Linked DNA regions of Homo sapiens: region 2 is linked to region 1. A link is an interaction called in ENCODE POLR2A ChIA-PET data of the cell type or tissue named here. Cell type or tissue: A673. All regions are shown on one strand. Each heading gives the region's core, and the rest is flanking DNA. Links, peaks and the distances in the headings are about the cores only. Region 1 has its middle 24 kb from the start of LINC00385. Region 2 overlaps HMGB1 (high mobility group box 1).

The links. Peaks named below come from ENCODE experiments on the same cell type or tissue, not always from the same donor. Only the 100,000 strongest peaks of a DNase experiment are listed, where the experiment ranks them.
Region 2: POLR2A ChIA-PET joins it to region 1 with 10 read pairs; 3 of 35 experiments call an interaction of 5 or more read pairs at or near these places.

What each region holds. Positions count from the first base shown.
Region 1 is chr13:30,171,427-30,183,781 of GRCh38, forward strand. No RefSeq gene overlaps it. Among named protein-coding and RNA genes, the nearest start is that of LINC00385, 24 kb to the left of the region's middle. RefSeq lists enhancers at 7,364-8,110, 8,111-8,856. In A673, for the core only: no CTCF peak of the experiment used is centred there; no DNase peak of the experiment used is centred there; H3K27ac peaks cover 605 bases.
Region 2 is chr13:30,448,451-30,460,805 of GRCh38, forward strand. HMGB1 (high mobility group box 1) reads right to left here. Exons shown (of 5, transcript NM_002128.7): 5 at 8,254-12,355. LOC107984577 (a long non-coding RNA gene) reads left to right here. Exons shown (of 2, transcript XR_001749803.2): 2 at 1-523. Among named protein-coding and RNA genes, the nearest start is that of HMGB1, 11 kb to the right of the region's middle. In A673, for the core only: a CTCF peak has its summit at 5,548 (motif pointing right); a DNase peak (open chromatin) is centred at 5,571; H3K27ac peaks cover 3,580 bases.

The DNA of each region.
Region 1 (12,355 bases), core at 2,745-10,744:
TATGTGGGTGCTGGAGATGCCAGGAGGCAAGGCGGGAGGCATGGGAGGCACCGGCCTGGTTCCTAAGAAGCTCAAGTGTCCAGTGAGGAGAAATGGGCTGGAAAGTAGAAAAAGACAACGTTGTTTCCAGGAAAACTAAAATCAAAGTCAAGGAAGTGAGGCCAGCAGTCACTGCTCTAAGATGCAGGGGCTGTCCTCAAGGTGGCCAAGGAGCTCCAGGAAGGCAAGACTTTAGGGAGAGGAGAAACTGAGAAAGGCTTGAAGGTCAGAAAGAAAGCAGTGTGTTGGAAGGTAACGAGAAGGGGCAGGGGAGAGACAAAGGAGACGCATTTGGGAGGGTTTTAAATACTTTGCTAGTGAATTTTATTTTTTGCCTGTTTAATTAATTTAAACCTGCTAATGAATTTAACTTTTCATTATGGGGGCCATTAAATATTTTTGGGCCAAAGAGAAAGTGACGTGCATGCCAAGAGGTGTTTGATGAAGATGAAGCAGGCAGGAGTCCATAGGTGGTGGTTAGAGAGTAGAGCCGGGGGGCCCGGCAGTCCAGACTCCAGGTAGCTTGGCCCTAACAAGAAAGGAGCCAGCGGGAGAAATATCAGGCAAGTAACTTGCCCTGGTCCTGCAGCGGCAAGGTGGCAGTGAAGCTGGGACATGAACCCAGGGGTCTGACTCCAGCAACCTCACCCTTTGCTGCTAGGCACACCTGCATGGCAGCCTCCTAGCTGTACCTTTCAAATAGCTGTGAGCAGCTTAAGGCTTCAATAGCTACATAGATGCATTTCTAGCAAGTGACAAGAGTGCTATTAATTATGCTAATGTAAGGGTCATTATGCATTTAAGTGCAACGCTAGTCTCTTACAAACACTAAAGGAGTGGAATTGGTCTTCTTCCCTTTCCACATACCCGACAGTTGCTTAAGACAGTCTTCCGCCACACTAGGTACTTCGTAAATGTCCATTGAGTGGAAAAGTCCAGTGGCCAGCGGAAGTCACTAGAGTGAGGCTGTGTGAGTCCAGACACTTTCATGTGTCATATCTATAGGTTTCCATTTGGAGGCTGAATGACATCCACGATGCCCTCTGTCCTCTTTCACCGACACGCTGCACAGGTGGTTTCTTCACAGGCCTGTTTCCTGAAGGACGTCCATAGGTGGGGCCCAAGTGACCATTAAAAAAAATGGTTCAACTGGGAATTGGCACCTTTTTGCTTGTGTCCAGTAACTTTTTAAAAGTTGAATATATTGTCTAAACCTGGCCCTGTAGTCTTGCAGGGCTAAAAGACTCGCAGGGTCCCTGCCTGACAACTAAGAAGGCGTGTAGTGTTAGCGTCCTCTGTATTGCATCACTGTAAGGTGGCATTCTGAATAAAGGGACTTAAAACAGTATGTCGCAAGAGAAAAACAATTCTATTATACCTAAATTTTAAAAACTTTTGTCTTTCTTCCCCTCTTGTAACTAATAGATTAGTTTGAGCATGAAAATAAACTGGGGGGAAGAATGGCCTCCTTCGTTTGCTAAGGTTTTTTCCTTTTACTCACTATTGTGAAATGCGATTCTTTAATAGATGGTGTTTAACGCTCTGTGTTAACTTCCCTTAAGGCTCTGTTGAGCATGACAAATGTGTGGATCATTACTTCCCAGTTCTCCTTGAGAAGATAAAACAATAATACATTGAAGTTTGTATTTTAACCCAGTTTTTCCGTGTGAGGCCTTTAATTTTTAGTGTTGCTGACAAATATCTGTGTCCCATTTTCCAAGCGGATGCTACCCTTCCCTTTATGACGTCATCGTGGTTGGCCGTAGTCTAGCTCCTCAGTGCATCCTCCACAGGCTCTGCCGAGTGGGGGTGTTGGTGTCAGTGCGGCGCCATTGCACGCTCACTTCTGACTCTGAGGAGGACTACGGAGCAGTTGGGTGTCCTTCACAGTTTAGGAAGCAAGGGTCGCTGCTTTTGAATCAGATACCTCTCTCTGGAATGAACCTCTTAGAATGCGCCCAGGATTGCAAATTCGCTTCCTGTCTCTGCAACATGTCATGGAAAGTTTTGAGCTGTGAAACAGCCTGTCCTTTTATCTTCAAAGCCTGAAAGCTCTTGGATCTAAGAAGGAAATCATTTATTTGGGTTGAAAAAGACAATTTGGTTTTAGGATGATTAAACATAGAGTTAACAAAAAATGAAAACCAAATGACTTTTAGCCTAATAAGAAACTCACACGTTTATAAATCTGCTGCTCTTAACTCATTAATGTCATCCAAAAACCAGGCATCCTACTGTTGGAAACTGCAATATTGAAGTACAAAATGGGTGGGGTGAGAGGAAACGAGAATCTGCCAAGCAGAAGAGTCTGTACTCCAATCGCCTTATTAGGAGCTCCAAGAAAGCAGGCAGAAAAACAGAGTTTGAAATAGAACTACCAATCATGGGGCAATAACAAGAGGGTCCAAAGTTATCCCCCCACACACATGTGCACACACACCCCACAAACCTATAAATGTTTGCAAAGGTTACTTGCTTACTAGGCCAACAGGCATTCCGCTAATCACCATGTCACTGAATTGCAGGTTCTTCCGAATCCAATTAAGAAGAGCAAGGTCTGGTAGAAAGAAAGTGACTTTTTATTCCAAAGCTACTTTAGGGGAAGAAGTACACAGGCTTCCTGCTTTATGGGTACCACTTCACTTTTGGAGCAGAAAGTGGGCAATTTTGGCTGGGCGCAGTGGCTCACACCTGTAATCCCAGCACTCTGGGAGGCTGAGGCAGGTGGATCACCTGAGGTCAGGAGTTCGAGACCAGCCTGGCCAACATGGGAAAACCCCGCCTCTTCTACAAATACAAAAAAGAGCCAAGCGTGGTGGCGGGCACCTGTAATCCCAGCTACTAGGGAGGCTGAGGCATGAGAATCACTTGAACCCAGAAGGCAGAGGTTGCAGTGAGCCGAGATCGTGCTGTTGCACTCCAGCCTGGGTGACAGAGTGAAAAAAAAGGAAGTGGGCAATTTTAAAGTGTGGGGACTACACAGTGGTGGAAGTGAGCCGGTGAGTGGGATGTGGCGGGGGTCTGTGTACTCCCTTCAGTGCCTTATCTACTGGCCAGTTGAGTTGGTGTCTTCCTGGGAAAAAATAGGTTGTAAAGGTGGTCAAAAACTCTAGTGTGCATACTTTGGTTGTAAATGGGCTGTTATCTCTTCAGGCAGCCTCCTGGTGGGTGAGAGTTCTGCTCTGGAGCTTCTAAGCACATAGTTAGATGAACTTGCCCTGTAGGGAGCGTCTGGTGAAGAGGAGGTAAAAGGCTATGATTACATTTCTAAAGGGCTAAGTAGGAAGTGTGGAAAAGTAGGAAAGAGAAAAAAGAGAGAGGAAAAAAAATAAAGTATCTCTTAGAAAAATGGGGGTACTAGCCGGGCATGGTGGCTCACGCCTGTAATCCCAGCACTTTGGGAGGCCAATGTGGGCGGATCACCTAAGGTCGGGAGTTCAAGACCAGCCTGACCAACATGAAGAAACCCCGTCTCTACTAAAAAATATAAAATTAGCTGGGCATGGTGGCACATGCCTCTGATCCCCACTACTCAGGAGGCTGAGGCAGGAGAATCACTTGAATCTGGGAGGAGGAGGTTGTGGTGAGCTGAGATCGTGCCATTGCACTCCACTCCAGCCTGGGCAACAAGAGTGAAACTCCATTTCAAAAAAAAAAAAAAGAAGAAGAAGAAGAAGAAGAAGAAAAATTAGGGTACTAGGTGGTTACAACCACGGCCTCAAAGGACTCTGATAGATTAGGTCTGATAATAGTTATTTAAAACATTATTATTAGGTTATTAAATGACTAACTGTGAGCTTAGTCAAGGCGCCCAGCCTGTGTGAGCCTCAGTTTATTAATCTATGAAATAAGTTAAGTAATTCCTTTTACACAGGGTTGTGGGTGGGGATTAACAATAAGGTGGGTGAGCATCGGCACAGTACCTGGGGCAGAGCAGACGCCCACTACACAGTGCAGATTGCTGTGACTTTTTTCTTATTTATAATTAAGGTACGAAGATAAGGAATTGAACAAAATGAATTTCAATGGTCTTTTTCAAAGGAATATCCAAGTGCTAAGGTAGCTTTTCTTTAAAATATTGCTTAGAGTATCCTATCTTTGTGGATTTTTAAGACTGTGGCTACGTGTGTGTGTGTGTGTGTGTGTGTGTGTAATAAAACCTGCGTATAGAGCTATTTTTAAATCTTAAATGTGTGGAAGTGTCACGTTTAAAGAAAAGGATATCTTTAGGTAAGACAGTTTGTAATAGAAACCACTGTGTGAAATTATTTCTAGAGAACTGTTTATATGGTACGCCATCTATATCCAAAAAAGGACACAGGCAAAGAAAATGAAAAGTTATAAAAAATAAAAATCGATTTTTAAAGGTTTTTTTAAGACCAACTACAAAGCAATAAAAATTGGGAGAGAGTTGTATCTAAAAACCTAAGCCAATATACCTTTTATGACTGAGCACAAAAAATCTAGCTAAGAGCTAAGGCAAAACAAGAAACACACAAGTTGTACAGCTTTCAATATGTAATAGAAGGAAGTTCATCAATTTATAAGGCCTCCATTTTGAAAGGAACCAGTCATATATAGGTCTTTATATAATAGTGATTTTATATGATTGTTCCTTACATGGATCCTCTTTCAAAGTCAAGGGTGCCAAGGATTTGTAGGTCTTTGATGGGATTTCCCTGGGGAACCAGTACAGCATAGCCTGGGTAGGTAGCTTTCTGGTGATCAAGTTGGCATGATGTTAGATGTTCACACACTACACATAAGGGTGACCCAATGAATGAGGAGAATGTGAGCTGAGCACTAATGCCTTGGTGGTGTCTATTGCATGCCAAGGAAAGCCCAGCTGTTCTCACTGGGTTTCCAGCCACATCTCCCTCCCTGGTGTCTGGCTTTGGCAATTTCCTTGCTGCACCTCTCTCTGAACTTCTGCTACCATCTTCCTTGATGCTCTCCAATACAGCTTTCTGAATGGTGAGTCACACCAAGCTTTATTCCTTTACTATTTGGTACCAATGCGGCTCAACTAGAAGGAAGTTTCCACTGTTATTTGCATGTTGTCTGGTCTCCCCATTCCGGAGTAGAGTTTAATTAGGGAGTCTAGAGCCATCTCGCACCATCCTTTAAACTTGTGCCCTATTTCTTGATAAACATAAGAAGCTCAGCCCACTCATGGGGGATGCACAAAGGATGAGCTTTGCAATTCCATTAGTTCTATCTGCCAGAAGAATCCACAGAGCTTCACGTTCTGCAGTTTTTATTTTTAAAAATGATAGGTCATTTTTCACTTTGCAAAAATGAAATTATATAAATTTAAATATTCCTTTTCCAAGCCCACCTCCCCCAGACTCCATTGTTGGGAAAGGGTATGTCCCCTCATCTCCAAGAGCCACTTAGAGGAAAGAAAGGTTATCAGGCCCTTTGGCTCTTTATTGAAACTCATCTTCCTTATTGCTGTGTTTATTCATGCAACACAGGAGTTAGAAAAAGTCTGATAACAACAGGTGACTTGCTTGACAGGCAGGTATTCTGGGTGATTGACTGAAAAGAAGGCCCAAAGCTTTGCTGGCAATGATTGTAGGAAGCAAAATTACAAATTTCTTGTGAAAACTGAAGAGCCAATTACATTTTGATATAATTCAGTCAATTACTGGATGAAAGATCATCCAGCCTGGATGAAAGATCATCTCATCTCCACCCAGGGTGGATTAGAGGAGAACCTGGACGCAGGGCCAAGACTTTTCTCAGGAAACGATTTCCTGAATATGTCCAAGTGCTGAAGTGCCCAGTTAAAACCCCAGGCCTTCCCCTGTAGAGACAAGACAAGGCCTAGGAGAGCTTTAACATGGTTTCTAAAATGTGTGGTTTTGAATGGCCACATTATGTGACCTGCTAAAATGGGCTGGTCATCAAATACACCTTCAGAAAAGTTAACCTGCTTAGGGGGATTTAAACAGTCCTCCTGGATGCTGAAGAGAGTTGCCAAAACCAGTAACATTTAGCAAAATGTATACTGGGTATGAATATTGAGCTGTACTTTCTGATTATAACTGGACAGCAGGTTTTGCTTCCTCCTGAGAAAGGTTACTGGCACATGAGAGGAAGACCATGTCATCACAAGTCACTCGGCACTGCAGAACATATGCTCACCTGAAGAGAACATCCATTTTTTTAATGTTATCAAACCAGAAGTTTCGAAGGATAGGATTATAACATCATCTAGTGTCGTACCACTTGGAGTTGAGATTTGCCCTCTCAGGAGCCAGTTTTTACCTTTTTGTGCCTTGAGGTGGTTCTTTTACACATTCTTCAGAGGTGGGCGACACACCCTTATATAGGCCATTCTGGGGCAAGCTTTTATGTAGAGAATCAAAGACCAGTGGTTGATTAATAAGTTTCCAGAGTTTCAATATTGCAAACGTTTTCTTAAATGAAGCTGAGTGTGGCAATAGTTCACCATAGAATAATTCTACCTTAGAGTACTTGCTTTGCATGTCATATATAATACCAAGAGGCTCAGGCCTGTGGTTTCTAAAGAAGAGAGCTGGTGTCTATTGACAAGAGCCTGAATGTTTCCCCAAAAAATCAATGCTGGAGAAACTTCAGATGTGCAAGAGAAGCAGGCATGGATCTGAAGAGAGACAAGGAACGGTGAGACAATCCTGGGGAGACTGAAGTTTGTGCTAACCGGCAGGTGAGGGGCAGGTGGGTGGGGCTGTCATCAGCAGAAGGATGGAGTTCAGAATGACACAGGCTCAGTATGTACTGGCCCCAGACGACTCTCCCAACATCATCTCCTGCCTTCTAATGTAGCAACACAAAAATGTGAATCCCAGGATGGCCAAGAGCACTGATTCTGTAGATTTGTTATACCTGCCTGGAACCCTTTGCAGAGGAGGAAGAGGAGAGATTGCTGTGGTTGGTTGGCTCATCGGCCATGGGTTTGGGAGGTGGGGAGTGATGGGACATGCTGTGAATTAACAAGCCTTTACTAGATGCTCCCCCCACACACTACGGTTTGCATAACTTCATGCCTTTGAAAAAGCTGTTGTAGCTGACTTGAAGGTTGTTTCACACCCTTCCACTGATTAAATTTCTACTAACACTCCAAGACTCGGCTCCATGATACTCTTTCTCAGAAGCATCTCTTATGCCCTTCCCACCCCTAGCTTCTTGCCAGCAAAGAGAGTGTCTGCCTTTCTCTGTGGCCACAGCTGTGGCTCCAGCACAGATCACATGGTACTGGTAGCACTTGTGTATGGATCCATCTCCCCAGCCTTGAGCTCCTGGGGAACAGGGACCATGTTTTACAACTTCTTTAATCCCCTATGGGATGTGCAATGCCTGGCATATAGATGCCATTTGATAAATGCTTAATTAATTAAATATCAATGTCTAACTAGCTAATGGATTATAATGGGTAATTAAACACTACAGAGGACCTGTCCAGGATGGTTCTTTGAAATTCCTGCCTTGAGGGAGGGTAAACTTAGCTTCACTTGGCCTGGCTCATCCTACAGGTGGGTGGGCCTGACTCGATGGCACACCTCCCTCCAGAAGGCCTGCCTGTTCTTCAGGCCGAGGCTTTCCTCTGAGCGTCCTCCAGCTGCCTTCTCTGTGCAGAGCTTGCCTGCCTAGCAATGCTGGCCTATCTCCTCCTGGACCTGAAAGATGGCCTTGTTCCAGCACACCCCTGGGTCTGTCACGGGAGGCTTCTGGTTATTTTGCAGGCAAAACCTGGCCTGTTGGACCAAAACCTGGCCTGTTGGACCAGCCAGAGTGAATGATTTTTAGTGCAGCTCTGCACTTTAGGGTTGGGGTGCCATCCAGAGTCACCCCCGGAGTGTGGGATACCCCTTGCCCTCTCACCCCTCACTGCACCCTTCACCCTGTGCATAGCCCTGTGCTGCCGCATCTTTGCTCCAAGTGCTTCCTCTACCTGCAATTCTCCACGCCCTTCCCCTGCAGTCCGCTGGTGAACACCCACTCATCTTTGAAAACTCAGCCCAGCATCATCTTTCCGGGGAAGCCTCTTCGGATCCTCCCCCTACTTCCATCCCCCGCCGCTCCTACCCCCCAGCAAGCACTGACCCCTCCCTCTTCCAAGCCTTTCTGTCCTAGTCCCCATCACTCCATAATGATCCTAGCTGTAGGACATGGTCTGCTGAGATTCCTGCCGTGAGGCCAGGACAATTAGGGACAAAGAGCCAGGTGTTTCCATCATCACAAGAAACAGTCCTGGGCTGAAGCCTGAGCCACTAGCCCCAGATGCAGCAGGCAGCACCTGGCACAGCAGTGTTAGGAAGGTGGGCTGTGTGATCCTGCTGAGTGTGGATGATCAAAGGCCAGTGTATGGGCAAGGGTGGGGGCACAGGTGGGCTGGCAGCCAGAGAGGCCAGGCTCTCCAGGTGATGAGGCCACCGGCTGTGACTTTTGGGCCTGTCTCAGGAATTTGTCTGTTCTCAGTGGTGACATGCAGCTTTGAAGCACTTCTTTCTTCCCTCTTCTGCTGGAGAAAAGAAACTAAATAGAAGCACAATAATATTGCAAAATAAATTAAGGTCTTTCCTGCAAGGAACACAAACATCCTTAGCAGGGTGGAGAGGCCACCTGTGGCTAAGAATGAGAGGCAACAGCTCAACCCTGAGAGACAAGGAGCCCTGTGCTGTGGTGACAAGCCAGCTGCAGAAAGACCCACTCAGAAGAGCTCTGGAGTGAAGATTCCCCAGTTGGTTGACAGGAGATTGAGAATTTGAGAAAATGCCACCCAGTCTTTGAAGGCATTTCTTCCATTGGTTGTTCTTCAAGAGCCATCTGCTTCAGGAGCTAATATTAACTTTAACTCTTTCAGGGAAGACATCACTCTTCAAAAATTAGACAGAAAAGCATCCAGAATTCCCATCACCTCTATTCAACCTGGTTTTGATGTTAGCCTTCGCGTTCAGGCTGGGTGGCCATAGCATGCTAAGCATGGTGCAATAGCGTATTCCTACAGGGGACAGAGGTGAGCTTTTACAAGCTGGCTTACCTCTTAAAGATTAACTTAGCAAAACAGTAAACACCTACCACTTATTGTGTGTAAGGCCCTGTTCTAAATACTTTATATAGATTAATTCATTACTCTTCCCAGTAGCCTTGTAGGGGAGCTACAATTATGATCTAGATTTTATAGATAAGGACCTCAGAGGCAGAGAAAGGCTCACTAACTTGCCCAGGGTCACACAGCTAGATACCGGTGAAGCCAGGATTCGAACTGGGCAGCAGCTGGGCTGCAGAGCCTCCTGTTAATCAACGTGCCATCCTGTCCTTTAGCACGAAGGCCATGCATATAGTGAGGTGTGCAGGATGCAAAGGATGGTGGCCTCTGCCAAGGTGGGGTCATGGAAATGCTAAGCGGATTCTTGCAGTGACTATTCATGGGTGAGGATGGATGAGGGGAAGAAAAGAAGGGAGGAGGTGCTGGAGCATCCAGTGGGGGCTCAGGTCAAAGAGGCTATTACCAGGGTGGGCGATGACCAGGAGCAGCCAAGGGCTGGTACAGATGGGCCCAGGCGAATGTCAAGGCTCAACACTAGAGAGGCCCACTAGATGAATCCCAAAGGTGAGGTGCTGGACAAATGCAGAAGCCAGCGACATGGATGAGGAAGGAGAGGCAAGCCCCTATGCAGAGAGGCATGGTGTGGGGTTAATACTGCTGCCTGAGCCCATGGGTTCAGGCTACTGTGAGGAGAAGGCCTGGGTTAGGAGGGTCACGGACAGCAGAAGTTTGAAGTCTGGGCCCCACAGTAAAGATGCCACCATAGTGGCCAGGAGTGGTGGCTCATGCCTGTAATCCCAGCACTTTGGGAGGCCGAGGCAGGCAGATCACGAGGTCAGGAGATCGAGACCATCCTGGCTAACATGAGGAAACCCTGTCTCTACTAAAAATTCAAAAAAATATCTGGGCATGGTGGCGGTGCCTGTAGTCCCAGCTACTCGGGAGGCTGAGGCAGGAGAATTGCTTGAACCCGGGAAGCAGAGGTTGCAGTGAGCCGATATCTCACCACTGCACTACAGCCTGGGCGACAGAGCAAGACTCTGTCTCGAAAAAAACGAAACAAAACAGGTGCCACCATAGAAACCTGAACAAGGACGGACTCAGGAGGAGGATGTGGTCAGGAATGTTTGGGCTGGATCTCTGAGTTGTCTGGTCCCGCAGCCCAGGATGCAGCCCTTCTCCCTAAAAGGCCCAGGGGCAAACCTCCCCTCTGAGGCCACAGCTTCATTCACTCTGGCCTCACCTGCTGGCCCACCTCACTAGGCTCACCAGGCAAACCTGCCACCACAGCATGTCCTATAAATTTTAGGTACAGAGCAAATGCTAAACTAAAAAGCACGAGCACAGAAACCATTAACAATATACTGGTGATCTCATAATGCCACTGCGGAGATTTCCCAAATAAATAATTTCCTTTCCGACCACCAAGTATCATCATCATACAAACACAAGAAGTTTCCACTTACTTCCGGCCATTCCCCCTCAGATTTACATTCCCGTCGTGACATGGGACCTCGCTGCATTTCAATGCATTACTTAATCAAATGGTTCGCTGGTTGACCCCGGCGGGTCTTCAAGTTGGGATTATTTATGGATATGGTTTCTTGCATGGGGTCACTGTGGGGCCTAATCTACATATGTCTCTCAAGAGCTGGGAAGTTATTTGCATTAAGAACTCCAAGGTTTCTTGGGAGGACCTATAAAAGGGATGCAGAGTAGCTTATGGGCATTTTCTCTACATTTAGGGCGCAGGTGCCCAAAGGGAGACTCTAGCAAAACAGCCAAGAGAGCATGCTGGGAAAGCAAGCCCCCACCACAACTCAAGAGGGAGCCAGTCCACACTAGCCCTGCTTCCTGGGGCCACTCAGTTGCTACAGACTCCTCACTCCCTGGAGGCCTTTCCTGAAGAGGAGTGTAGACTTGTGAGCCAGACTGCAAGAGCAATTGTCTTCCACTACAGTTAGTTAACAACATTCCTAAAGCACATCCTGGGGCAGGAGGTGTGAGCCGAGACCAGCCACTGTGATCTTTACTCTCAAAAGCTCTTCAGTCCTGTGAATAATGAAAGACACCAACCAGGGCTGCGATTGGGTCTTTATGTTACTGTTTGGTATCTGGGTCTTTATGTTACTGTTTGGTATCTTCCCGGTATCTTCCCCGTGGCTTAAGCCTTCCAGCATTAGGAAATGTCCCTCCTTTGTCTCTAGTAACTTGCTCTGAAGTCTGCTTTATCAGATAAGAATATAGACACTCCTGCATTTTTTAAAATTAATGTTTGCATGGTATATCTTTTTCTATCCCTTTACCTATGTTGTTGTATTTGAAGTAGACTGCATAGGTTGAATCATGCTTTTTTAATCCACTCAGTCAATTTCTGTCTTTTAATTGGTATATTTAGACCATTTATATCTAAGGTAATTGTTGATGTCTTAGGGTTTAAATCTGCCATTTTATTGTTTTCTATTGTTTCTTTTGTTTCTAATTCCTCCATTTCTCTTATCTTCCAATGGGTTACTTGAGTATTTTTTAGGATTTCATCTGATGTACAGTCATGTGTCACTTAACATTGGGAATACATTCTGATAAATGTGACATTAGGTAATTTTGTCATTTTGTGAACATCAAAAGTGTCCTCACATAAACCTAGGTGGCATAGCCTACTACACACCTAGGCTGTATGATATAGCCTATTGCTCCTAGGCTACAAACTTGTACAGCATGGTGCTGTACTGAATATTGCAGGCAACCGTAACATAATGGTAAGCATTTGTGGATCTAAACATATCAAATATTAAAAAGGTACAGTAAAAATATAGTATATAAGATTAAAAAATGGTACACCTGTATCAGGCACTTACCGTGAATGGGGTCTGTAGGACTGAAAGTTGCTGTGGATGTGAGTGAGTGGTGAGTGAATGTGAAGGCCTAGGACATTACTGTCCACTTTTTGTTGTAGTATGGTACAATTTTTATAAACACTAGACACAGACTGCACTAAATTTACTTAAAAAAATTTTCTTCAACAATAAATTAACCTTAGCTTGATATAAAGTTTTCAACTTTATCCTTCAATGTTTTTAACTTTTTGACTTTTATAGTAACAGCTTAAAACACACACCCATTGTATAACAGTATAAAATATTTTCTTTCTAGAAGATATATAGAATAAGATGTAAATCTTAAATTCTATCAGATTTTTCTATTTTTACATTTATATATATATATTCTTTTTACTTTTTAAATGACTGACAGCACAATAGGTTTGTTCACACCAGCATC
Region 2 (12,355 bases), core at 4,272-12,271, 280 kb after region 1:
GAGACTAAAAGAGAAAAAATCCAGGAAAGAAAAAAAAAAAAACAAAAAACGGCTGCCATAGCTATTGGCCTCATTGGACAGGCCTGGGTGATGTGCACAGACCCTAAAGGTGGCCGGAGCTGACCAGCTTCCTATTGCACTCTTCTGGGTGGCCCAGGCACCCAGTTGCATTGGCTGTGGCCACTGAGAAAGGATTGAGTCAGGCTGAGCCATGGGCAATGACAGAGGAGAGGGGATCAGCAGAGCCTACCTGAAAGCAAAGGAGAAATGGGTCGGTCACCTCATCGCAGAATTTACAGATGAAGGGGACAAACTTGTTACCTGAGGGTTTCCTTCATGCCTTGGAGTTTCTCTGAAAGAAAAGACAGCTGAGCATTTGCCCTGTTTTTGTTTTACCATTTTTACACTTTCGAAGTCATGCCATCAAGTTTTAAGCTAGTAAGAGGACCATATACCGAATGGTACAATATCATAGTTCTTGTAGCAGCTACATTTTGATGAATAAAATTTCTTTTAAAATCTCTTTTTTAAAAATGAAGAGACTTCTTCTACCAGGCAGCAAATGTTTCTTTCCTATGTAAACTTAGCTTGCAAACATAATTTTAAACAGCTTTATCATGACTATATATCTTGCTAATTTATTATCTTTTTTTTTTCTTTCTTTCAGAGTCATGGTCTTGCTATATCACCCAAGCTGGAGTGCAGTGGCATGATCATAGCTCACTGCAACCTTGAACTCCTGGGCTGGAGCAAGCCTCCCAACTTGGCCTTCCAAAATGCTGAGATTGATTACAGGTGTGAGCCACCTCACTGGGCCTCTTGCTAGTTTATTGTTTAAAAATCTTCCTCAGGGCCGGGTGCAGTGGCTCATGCCTGTAATCCCAGGCCTTTGGGAGGCTGAGATGGGAGGATCACTTGATCCCAGGAGTTTGAGACCAGCCCGGGCAACATGGAGAGAGCCTGTCTCTACAAAAAATCAGCAATTAGCTGGGCGTGGTGGTGTGCACCTGTAGTCCCACTACTCAAGAGGCCGAGGAGGGAGGATCACTTGAACTCAGAGGGTTGAGGCTATAGTGAGCCATGATTGAGTCATTGCACTCCAGCCTGGGCGATAGAGTGAGACTTTGTCTCAAAAAAGAAGAATAAATAAATAAATAAATAAATAATAAAAGCCTTCCTTAGACTTTTTCCCTGGCACTTTCTGAAGTGATGGCAGATGGGTTTTATTCTGGTTCTTATAATAGCTAAAATTGGGTCACAGAAAGGAATCTAGATTAGATGACAAGATTATTATTTTCATCTGATAATTTCCATTACTCACCTAACTGCTGTCTTTCCTGGAATTAAAGAGAAAAGAAACTATGGAGGCCGGGAGCGGTGGCTCACGCCTGTAATCCCAGCACTTTGGGAGTCCGAGGTGGGTGGATTGCCTAATGTCAGGAGTTCAAGACCAGCCTGACCAACATGGTAAAATCCCGTCTCTACTAAGAATACAAAAAAAAAAAAGTAGCCGGGCGTGGTGGCGGGTGCCTGTAATCCTAGCTACTCAGGAGGCTGAGGCAGGAGAAATGCTTGAACCTGGGAGGCGGAGGTTGCAGTGAGCCAAGATCGCACCATTGCACTCCAGCCTGGGCAACAAGAGTGAAACTCCATCTCAAAAACAAACAAACAAACAAAAACTATGGAGACCCAGGTTCCAGGGCCCTTGGGTGGAGAATAAATTTTAGGAATTCCTTTGGATATCTGACAGTAGAAGCTATTCCTTGTAAGTCTGTTGCTGTGAAATCACAACATAGCTCATTTAGCAGCGGGACAGCCCATCTCTGGAAAAAAAATGGTGTGAGGGTGGAATTACGCCTTGGGAGGCCAAGGAGGGAGGATTGCTTGAGGCCAGGAATTCAAGACCAGCCTGGACAACATAGCAAGACTCTGTCTCTACAAAAAATAATTTTAAAAAAATTAGGCATGGTGGTGCATGCCTGTAGTCCTAACCTACTTGAGAGGCTGAGGTAGGAGGACTGCTTGAACCCAGGAAGTTTAGACTGTAGTGAGCCATGATTGTGCCACTGCACTCCAGCCTGGGTGACAGAGCAAGACTCTGTCTCATAAAAAAAAAAATGAATAAATAACATAGAAAAAAAGATATTCATAATAAAATAAAATGGAAATATTTTGATGATTTCTTAGTGAGATTTTAAGAATTGTTATTAATAGCCTACTAAGACCTAGAGGTAAGAACAAATTAGATTTGGCCTGAAAATGAAGATGTAGCAAAAAACAATAAAGAAAAAAATGGCATCTCTGTTTTTTGTTTTTTGTTTTTTTTTTCAGACGGAGTCTTGCTCTTTTGCCCAGGCTAGCGTACAGTGGCATGATATCAGCTCTCTGCAACCTCTGCCTCCTGGGTTCAAGCAATTCTCCTGCCTCAGCCTCCCAAGCAGCTGGGATCACACGCATGCACCACCATGCACTGCTAAATTTTAGTATTTTTAGTAGAGACAGGGTTTCATCACATTGGCCAGGCTGGTCTCAGACACCTGGCCTCAAGTGATCTGCCTGCCTCGGCCTCCCAAAGTGCTGGGATTACAGGCGTGAGCCACCGCGCCCTGCCAAAATCAATATTATTTTGATTTTTTAGTAGAGACTGGCCTGGGTCAGTTGATTCTTAAGTACAGTTATTTAAAAACCTTTAGGACCTTAACAATTTTTTTAAAAACTCCCAAGTTTTATATTTTTATTTATTTATTTATTTATTTTTGAGACAGAGTTTCACTCTTTCGCCCAGGCTGGAATGTAGTGGTGTGATCTTGGCTCACTGCAACCTCTGCCTCCCGGGTTCAAGCGATTCTCCTGCCTAAGCCTCCCGAGTAGCTGGGACTACAGGTGCATGCCACCATGCCGAGCTAATTTTTATATTTTTAGTAGAGACGGGGATTTCACCATGTTGGGCAGGATGGTCTCGATCTCCTGACCTCGTGATCCGCCTGCCTTGGCCTCCCCAAGTGCTGGGATTACAGGTGTGAGCCACTGCGCCTGGCCAAAATCAATATTATTTCTAAAGGTACACTGTAATTATCTATAGAAGCTCAATATATATAAATTCAGACGTGAAAGTTTGCAATGCTGCCTTCTAAAAGTTAAGTGCTTAAAAGAAACATGAGGCCAGGCATGGTGGCTCACGCCCATAATCCCAGCACTCCGGGAGGCCGAGGCGGGCGGATCACTTGAGGTCAGGAGGTTGAGACTAGCCTGGCAACATGGTGAAACCCCGTATCTACTAAAAAATACAAAAATTAGCCAGGAATGGTGCAGGCACCTGTAATCCCAGCTACTCAGGAGGCTGAGACAGGAGAATCGCTTGAACCTAGGAGGCGGAGGTTGCGGTGAGCTGAGATTGTGCCACTGCACTCCAGCCTGGGCGACAGAGCAAGACTCCATCTCAGAAAAAAAACAAACAAACACAAAAAAGCCATGAAATTTACACTGCTTTTCAGTGACCTATGTAGGGTAAAATCCATTACTCATCAATGTATGAAAAAGATTCCTATGGGATTGTCTAGAGGATAAATTATACATAATTAATTCAGTTTCATGTTGGCCTATTGGCCACTGTTAAATGCCTGAAAGAATGTTGATCTACGTCTTGGTTTTAAAACAGTATGTGAAAATGTTGTTATTTAACCTTATTTAAAGAAAAAAAATCTGATACAGTTACTAATTAGTAAATTTTGGAGATTATGTAGGTTTTTACAAAGTACAGTGACACAATGAAGTAAAAAGCAAAAAAGCTCTAATGCTCGTGCAAAATTTTCAGTTTTTCTACCAATTCCAATTGATCTAGGCATTCACTTTTTGCAGTTCTGCAATTACTTGAATATAAAAGCTCTTTCTGTTAATCTCCAACCTGAAAAGTAGTAAGGTAACAGAAGTATAAAGAGGAATGGACATTTCAATCCAATGGTTTTCCAAGTTTTTCAGGCTTTTTATCTGCTTGCTTTTGAAGGTTTACTCCTTTCACGATTCCCCCCACTGTTGTAGGCTTGAACCTTTATAAAATCTTAGAAACCATGACCCTATTTTGTATCCCTTCTATGTAAAATTGTCTGAATAGCCTTTTAAAAAGTTGTTACATTTGGGTGAAAACTTTCCAAAGGTAGCTTGGTAAAATTCACCAAATTTGGCTCATCTTTTGATTCAGTGATTTCCCTTTGAGGAATATATTTATATCCTAAGAAAATAATTATGGGCAAAGGTGTGAGCATAAAGAAAGGATAGTCATGTTAACCTTATATGTAACAGTAAAAAATCATAAACTAAATGTCTAATAATATGGAATTGATTGAATAATTTATGGTATTTTACATTCAGGCACTTAAAATAATGCCCAGCAGAATAAGAATATATGATGACATAGACTTTTTTAATATTTATATTTATTTATTTATTTATTTTGAGATGGAGTTTTACTCTTGTTGCCCAGACTAGAGTGCAATGGTGCGACCTCGGCTCACAGCAACCTCCGACTCCTGGGTTCAAGCAATTCTCCTGCCTCAGGCTCCCAAGTAGCTGGGATTACAAGCACCCACCACCATGCCCAGTTTATTTTTGTATTTTAGTAGAGACGGGGTTTCACCATGTTGGCCAGGCTGGTCTCGAACTCCTGACCTCAGGTGATCCACCCGCTTCAGCCTCCCAAAGTGCTGGGATTACAGGTGTGAGCCACCGCATCCGGCCGACTTTTTAAATTTTTTTAAAGACAGGATCTCACTCTGTTGCCCACGCTGAAGTGTAGTGGCACCATCTCAGTTCACTGCAACCTCCGCCTCCCAGGTTCAAGCGATTCTTGTGCTTCAGTCACCTGAGTAGCTGGCACTATAGGCGCATGCCACCATACCTGGCTAATTTTTGTATTTATAGTAAAGACAAGCTTTCACCATGTTGGCCAGGCTGGTCTCAAACTCCTGGCCTGAAGTGATGCGCCTGCCTTGGCCTCCCAAAGTACTGGGATTATAGGTGTGTGCCACTGTGCCCAGCTGACATAGACTTTTGTTCAAGATAGACTGTGAAGTAGAAAAAGCAGCTTACAAATGCAGTATTTTTAAATTATTAACATTTTTTAAAACATATATATGTATGTATATCTATATGCACACAACACTACAAAAAGACAACTCAATTTAAATATGGGTGAAGAACTTGAATTAGTTCTCCAAAGCATACAAATGGCCAATAAACACATGAAAAGACACTCAGTATCATCAGTCATTAGGGAGACACAAATCAAATCACAATGCGATTCCACTTCACACCTACTAGGATGGCTATAATTTTAAAAAATAGAAAATAGGAAGTGCTGGCAAGGTTGTAGAGAAATTGAAACCCTCATACATCATTGGTGGGAATGTGAAGTGGTGCAGCTGCTGTGGAGAACAGTTTGGCAGTTCCTTAAAAAGCTAGTCATAAAATTACCATATGACCCGACAATTCCACTCCTAGATATATACCCAAAGTATTGAAAACAAGAACTCAAACAAATACATGTACACGCACATTCATAGCAGCATTATTCACAATAGCCACAAGGTGGAAACAGCCTAAGACCTTATCACTGGATGAATGAATAAGGAATTATGGTATATACACACAATAGAATATTATTCAGCCTTAAAAACGAATGAATGGGCTGGGAGCGATGGCTCAGGCTTGTAATCCCAGCACTTTGGAAGGCCGAGGCAGGCGGATCACGAGGTCAGGAGATCGAGACCACAGTGAAACCCCGTCTCTACTAAAAATACAAGAAATTAGCTGGGCGCAGTGGCGGGCACCTGTAGTCCCAGCTACTCGGGAGACTGAGGCAGGAGAATGGCGTGAACCCGGATGGCGGAACTTGCAGTGAGCCGAGATCGCGCCACTGCACTCCAGCCTGGGTGACAGAGCGAGACTCCGTCTCAAAAAAAAAAAAAAAAAAAAGGTTAATTTTATGTTATATGAGTCTCACCTCAATTTTTAAAATCTATCTATATCTATATATCTATATATATTACATGTTATATATAGAAACTGGAAGGGCACATAATATGGTAATAGTCTTGCTGACTGGTAGAATTACAGGTTTTTGTTTTCTTATTTATTTTGTTTCAATAATGTAAGTTTCATTCATAATAAGGGCAACCGATTTTTCAAAAGTTATTGTCGTGTGTAGCATATTGCATCTTGCTTCTACTTCCAGAAGATCAGGCTACAGTCCTAAGCAGCATCTATTATATTAGTGATTACCAGCCCTTTAGAATCAGATAGCCTATAACTTTCTACATGACTGGGAGTATTTTTGTTTGGTTTGGTTTGGTTCAGTTCAGAAATGTTCTGTCCAAGTAAATCAAAGGAGAAAGCCAGAGAAGAACCTCAGTGATGGCAGAATGTACTGGCTATCCTAGCATAGCAAAAATTGTAGCCAAAGCAGAAGAACCCAGGCCTGGAAGTGAGGGGCAATGAGGAAGTTTTCCAGCCTTTTTGTTGCTGTCCTTAAGGGAAGGGGAAAGAGCTCACATCTTTTTTGCACCTACTGTGAGCCTGGTGCTGCTAGAGTGTTTTGATACTGCCATTTGTCCTTGAGCAAGCCTCTGAATCCCTATGGGCCTCTGTCCACTACTCTGTAAAAATGCACAGATTAGACTACGGTAGCCCTTAGACCCCCTTCGCCTGTAATGTGCTAGGACCTTACACTAGTGCTATGCCTTATTCTGTCCCTCCCTGAAAACAGGCTCTCTGGTCAGCCTCTCTGCTTCTGAGCCTAAGTGTGCCTAGCCCCATTCCCTGTGCCCAAGCCCCAGCCAGGCTGATTCCAGGTGGCAGAGCAAGGCCTGGGGAAATGGGGCTTGGGGTGTAGGGGTGGGGGAGCTGCAATATCTTTGCTTTGAGTAGCCTCCAAGTTCTTACTCTTCATCTCTTCCAGGGATTACAGTGGCACCTGAGGCTGTGGCAACTGAGCATCTTGTTTTTCTTTATCTTTAGGAGCACTCTCTCACACTCAACAGATCCTTATTTTATTTTAGGGTTTTTTATTCTCTTACTTGGTTATGTTCAGATCACTTTATAAAATAAGCTCTAATTGAAACCCAATAAACAAAACCAGGGTACAGTCAACACCTGTGAAAAGGAGAAAAAAACCCAAAAAGCAAAAGCTAACAAACAAAATACGGTAAAGCCTCTAATGAGAGATTCTATGTAACGCTAAGGAACTAAGCTTAATTTCACTTTTTTTTTTTTTTTTTTTGAGTTGGAGTCTCGCTGTCACCCAGGCTGGAGTGCAGTGGCGCGATCTCGGCTCACTGCAAGCTCCGCCTACCAGGTTCACACCATTCTCCTGCCTCAGCCTCCCAAGTAGCTGGGACTACAGGCGCCCGCCACCACGCCCGGAAAATTTGTTTGTATTTTTAGTAGAGAGGGGGTTTCACCGTATTAGCTAGGATGGTCTCAATCTCCTGACCTCATGATCCGCCCGCCTCAGCCTCCCAAAGTGCTGGGATTACAGGCGTGAGCCACTGCGCCCGGCCAGCTTAATTTCACTTTGAGCATATAAATACAATTTCATTTATAAGCACATTTGGAGTATGTCCTTTGCCATAAAGTATCATCTCCAGCAAGGAACTGGTGAACTTTATTCCATTTAAGGCAAATCCTCAGAATCCATTCTGCCTTTCCAAACACTTGTCTCCTAAAGGCTAGTATCTGGGCCACACATTTCTCCTTTTGCTACACCTTATTGAACAACTTGCATTTCCAAAACTGTTGGCTGCAGCTTCTGTAAGATTGACATAGAATCTCTGCTAGAAAAGACCCTCCCCAGAATAAAACAAACCAACCAAAAAACTACCACATACTTCCATTTAGGACAGAGTATATCAAAATGAGAAAGAACCTCCTCATTTTCACACAGTGGATTACTTATTTAGTTACTGCAGTAACTTTAGAGAAATAGTTTAGCAGTTTAGGCCAGGAACTGTGGTTCTCACGCCTGTAATCTCAGCAACAAGGCCGAGGAGGGAGGGAGGATAGTTTGAGGCCAGGAGTTTGAGAAATAGTTTAGCAGTTTAAATAAAGCAGTGGCTTGTCCTAAGAGTCTTTCAGTTGATTCTCTCTGTGTTTCTTATTCTGGTCAGGTAGCTCTGGACAAATGACAGTATTTCAGTATTTTAATTTCTCGTTTTTAAAAATAGAGTTATACAGCCAAAGAAAAACCAGTAAAAATCTTGATTAATTGCAAAATCATTGTTAAAATGTTTCACAGCATAAATAACAGCTTTTGTGGGCGGGGGGGGGGGGTGGTGGGGTGCAATTTATCAACATCTTCCAAAATGTTAAATGCAAATGTCTTTTGACTCAGCAGTTCTACTTTTGAGGTATCTGAAGACCCACACATGCCTGAGAGAAATGTACAGATGTTCAGCGCAGTACTGTTAAACAGCAAAAAATAGGAAACAATCTAAATGTCCATCAGTAAGGGAATGATGAAAAATATTATGGATCATATACAAGTGAGATCGAAAAAAGAAAAAATATGTATTATGGAGCACCATACTGTGGAATGTCACGTACATGACTGAATTATGTGACTAAAGAGAACAATGAATATGAGTACATAATTTACAAGGATCTCTCTAATCCCTTTTCCACTTATTTTTAAAATGGTATTTAGTATATCTGCAAAATTATTTATTTCTAGTAGACAAGGCCTCACTATGTTGCCCAGGCTAGTGTCAAACTCCTGGCCTCAAGTGATCCTCCCACCTCGGCCTCCCAAAGTGCTGGGATTATAAGTGTGAGCCACTGTGCCTGGCTTTCCACTGACTTTCTATTTCTGGATTCCAGAGTCTGCATACCCTTGCCCACCACTGCTCATGCTCACTTACAGGTTTAGTCATACTATTGCAGATTTTATTCCTACTTCCTTCTTTTCAGTGGATGCCCAATAAATTCAACTATTTAAGCTAAGCACAGTGGTGTGTCCCTGTAATCCCAGCTACTTGAGAAACTGAGGCGGGAGGATTGTTTGAGCAGATTTGGAGACCAACCTGGGCAACATAGAGATTCTATGTAATCTCTCATGTCAAAATAAGTAAAAATTCCACTAATTAGAAGGTCCAAACCAATGCACATGTCTAAAGTCATCTAGCATTTCTTCCTGGTAGAGATTACCTTAGACTGAACCCCCCTGGAAGACGAGCATTACATATTCTGGAGTGTGGCATATTATGTTTGTGTCATTCCATGTTGTATGGTTATCTGTCATGATGTATCGTGAAACAAGCAATTCTATAACAGAGCACTATTTTGCCTCATTACTCTGGGAGCAATGTGGCATAGACCCATGGAATTTCCCAAGTTGTGGCAAGTGTTATTAGCACTGCCTTGGTATTAAGAGGACAAGAAAATGAACCACCATCTTTTGCTGGATAGACAATCAAATCACTTTCTGGCTTTTATCTACTTTTAAAATACATTTCAAGGGTCATTTGAAAATGACACAAAGCACAAATATGAAAAGAAATTCAAATATTATCACACTCCCTAATAAAACAGCCTAATTACCAAAGGCTCACATTTTAGCAAGTTAATTCTAAGACTTAAGCTGTGTACGGTGTGTGCAAATTTGCAGATACCTTACCATCACATGCAAGTGTCTTACTGCTACTGAAAGCTATCAGACCCTTTCAGGAGGCGTGTTGTACCAAGCAGACCTAAATGTGAACTTTCATCAAGGACCTTTTTAGGAGGCGTATTGTACCAAGCAGACCTAAATGTGAACTTTCATCAAGGACTATGTGATGTCAAGCAAGGCAGTACCCATGTATTTCATTCAAAAACCAGTTGTCTCTCCTGTGTTTTTTTTTTTTTTTTGAGATGGAGTCTTGCTCTGTCACCCAGGCTGGAGTGCAGTGGCACAATCTCGGCTCACTGCAACCTCCGCCTCCCGGGTTCACGCCATTCTCCTGCCTCAGCCTCCTGAGTTACTGGGACTACAGGCGCCCAGCACCACGCTTGGCTAATTTTTTGTATTTTTAGTAGAGGCGGGGTTTCACCACGTTAGCCAGGATGGTCTCAATCTCCTGACCTCGTGATCTGCCCGCCTTGGCCTCCCAAAGTGCTGGGATTACAGGCGTGAGCCACTGCGCCCGGCCTCTCCTGTAGTTTTCAACATAGTTAAATCCTACAATGTCTGAGCAATGGTTACAATTCCTTAGGTAGTAAGGGAAATACCTGTTGAATGGCAGTTTGTGTTACATGGGCGCTTTTCTTATCTTTATCATTTAATCATTACCCCTCGGGTACACAGGACACACAAATTTCATTTTTCAGATTTCACTTTAAGAAAATTAATAAATACAGCAAACATTAACAACACTGTGATGGGACGATCATCAGAACTGTGGTAACTAATCAGCAATAGCTCTCAACCTTTGCACAGCAAAGTTAGGAAATTTGACTCGTTAATCAATATGCCATATGCCTATCTTTAAAATACAAAAAAACTAAGATTTATACATCTTAGTTCATTAGTTTTAAAAAGCATCTTCATTTTAAAAGTTGGCCCAATTAATTATAGATTTAGTCTTTTCTTGATGTCAACAAAGTCTTTAAACCCCACAGCACTGTAACTATCTTGGCATTAAAATAGTTTCTATACACTTTCTAAAAAAAATCATCTTCAGTTACAAGGCTTTACACTTATCTAAATTGCCTCCCACTTCCATTTACTTGAGTTTTAGACATCCAACTTCTAGGGGATACTGTTAGAACACCAAACCATACTAATCTTCAGATTGAAGAGGGGTTTTGTCCATTTTCTTAAGATCTGTGGTCAAGAATAAACCCTAAAAAAACTGTTCCCATTCTCAACATCTTAAAAAAATGGTAGTTGTCATGACGTACCTACTAAAGTTACAAATTCTCCTTGAGCCAGAATTCATTTTAAATGGATCAGAATTATTAATGTTGGTGATTAATGGTGATTTCTATACAGTAGAAACTTCCATCTAAATCAGATTGAGTCATTTGCTCCTCTTAACAAAAAATCTGATGTTCGACACAATTGCAGCCTATCACTAACCCTGCTGTTCGCTTGCATGTATCTTGTTTTTAAAAATCTTGTTTAAATCATTCTGAAAGTAAAACTAGTTTTTCCTCCTTTATATATAGCACCGAATACTTGCAATGTTTGACAAAACCTTTTATCAGCCCATTAACCTATTTATAAGCATAAAGTGAGTATTTTTAAAGGGAAAAACTTTGCCATCCCTTATACTTATTTAAAAGGTACTGCTAAGAGGTATTATTAGAAACAAGATTTAAAAATATGTAACAAAATCTTAAGTTCTTAAGTGAAAGCCATTTAACTAGTATTTAAAACCTCTGCAATTATTAGTTTATTAGTATCATCCAGGACTCAGATGTTCAGTATTCCTCCTGAAATTACATAAACAAATGCAAATGGAAAGAATCCAAGTCTAAATTATATAACAAAACAGCACTCCATCACAAAAGCGTGTAAAATTACAAGAACGCTATTTTAAAATACTGGCACTTTAAGAAAACGATAATCTCGAAAACCACAAAATTGCCAAATTGTTCCCTAAACTCCTAAGCAGATAAACATGACTAATGAATGAGTTTGTTTTGTAAAGAAAAATCATTCAAATAAATTGAATAATTCATACTGAGATGCAAAGTTTGTCTTCTTTCTTCCTATCTACTTGGATTTATAAAGGGGCAAACCGTAATATAGGAAAATATACCCTATTTTGAATGTGGCATCTTTGTTTGAAAAGCTGGCCCAATTAATTAAAAATACTTGTAATGGAAAGTCTCGTTTCCTGAGCAGTCCATATTTAGATAAATGGGAAAAGACATCTATAGCCAGCATTTTCATAGTCTTCACTGAGACTAATGTCAACAAAAAATTTAATATGGCAGTCTTGTATTTTAAGCTCACGCTTTTGGGGATACATTCTCAGGTCTTCTTTAATGTGGGAACTGCAAAATATAACTGCCATTACATGGTAATGGGAGTTAAAGAATAGAGTCCTCATGTAAAGGTTAGAACATACTTTTCTATTAGTCCTTCAAGGACAGACTTTCAAAATGTTTGATTCTAATAATCCCATGCTTTGAGTAGATTGATTACTCTTCAGTTTGTAAATGTAAGTGGGCTATGTGAAATTTCTTAACTGATCAAGATTTTGGATGTTCAGTTATGGATGAAAACTATCTCAACTTAACTTTACCCCCATTATGATATGCAGGGTGTGTAGACAAAAGCTTTTTATTAGCTAACTATATGAAAGGATAAACACTGTAA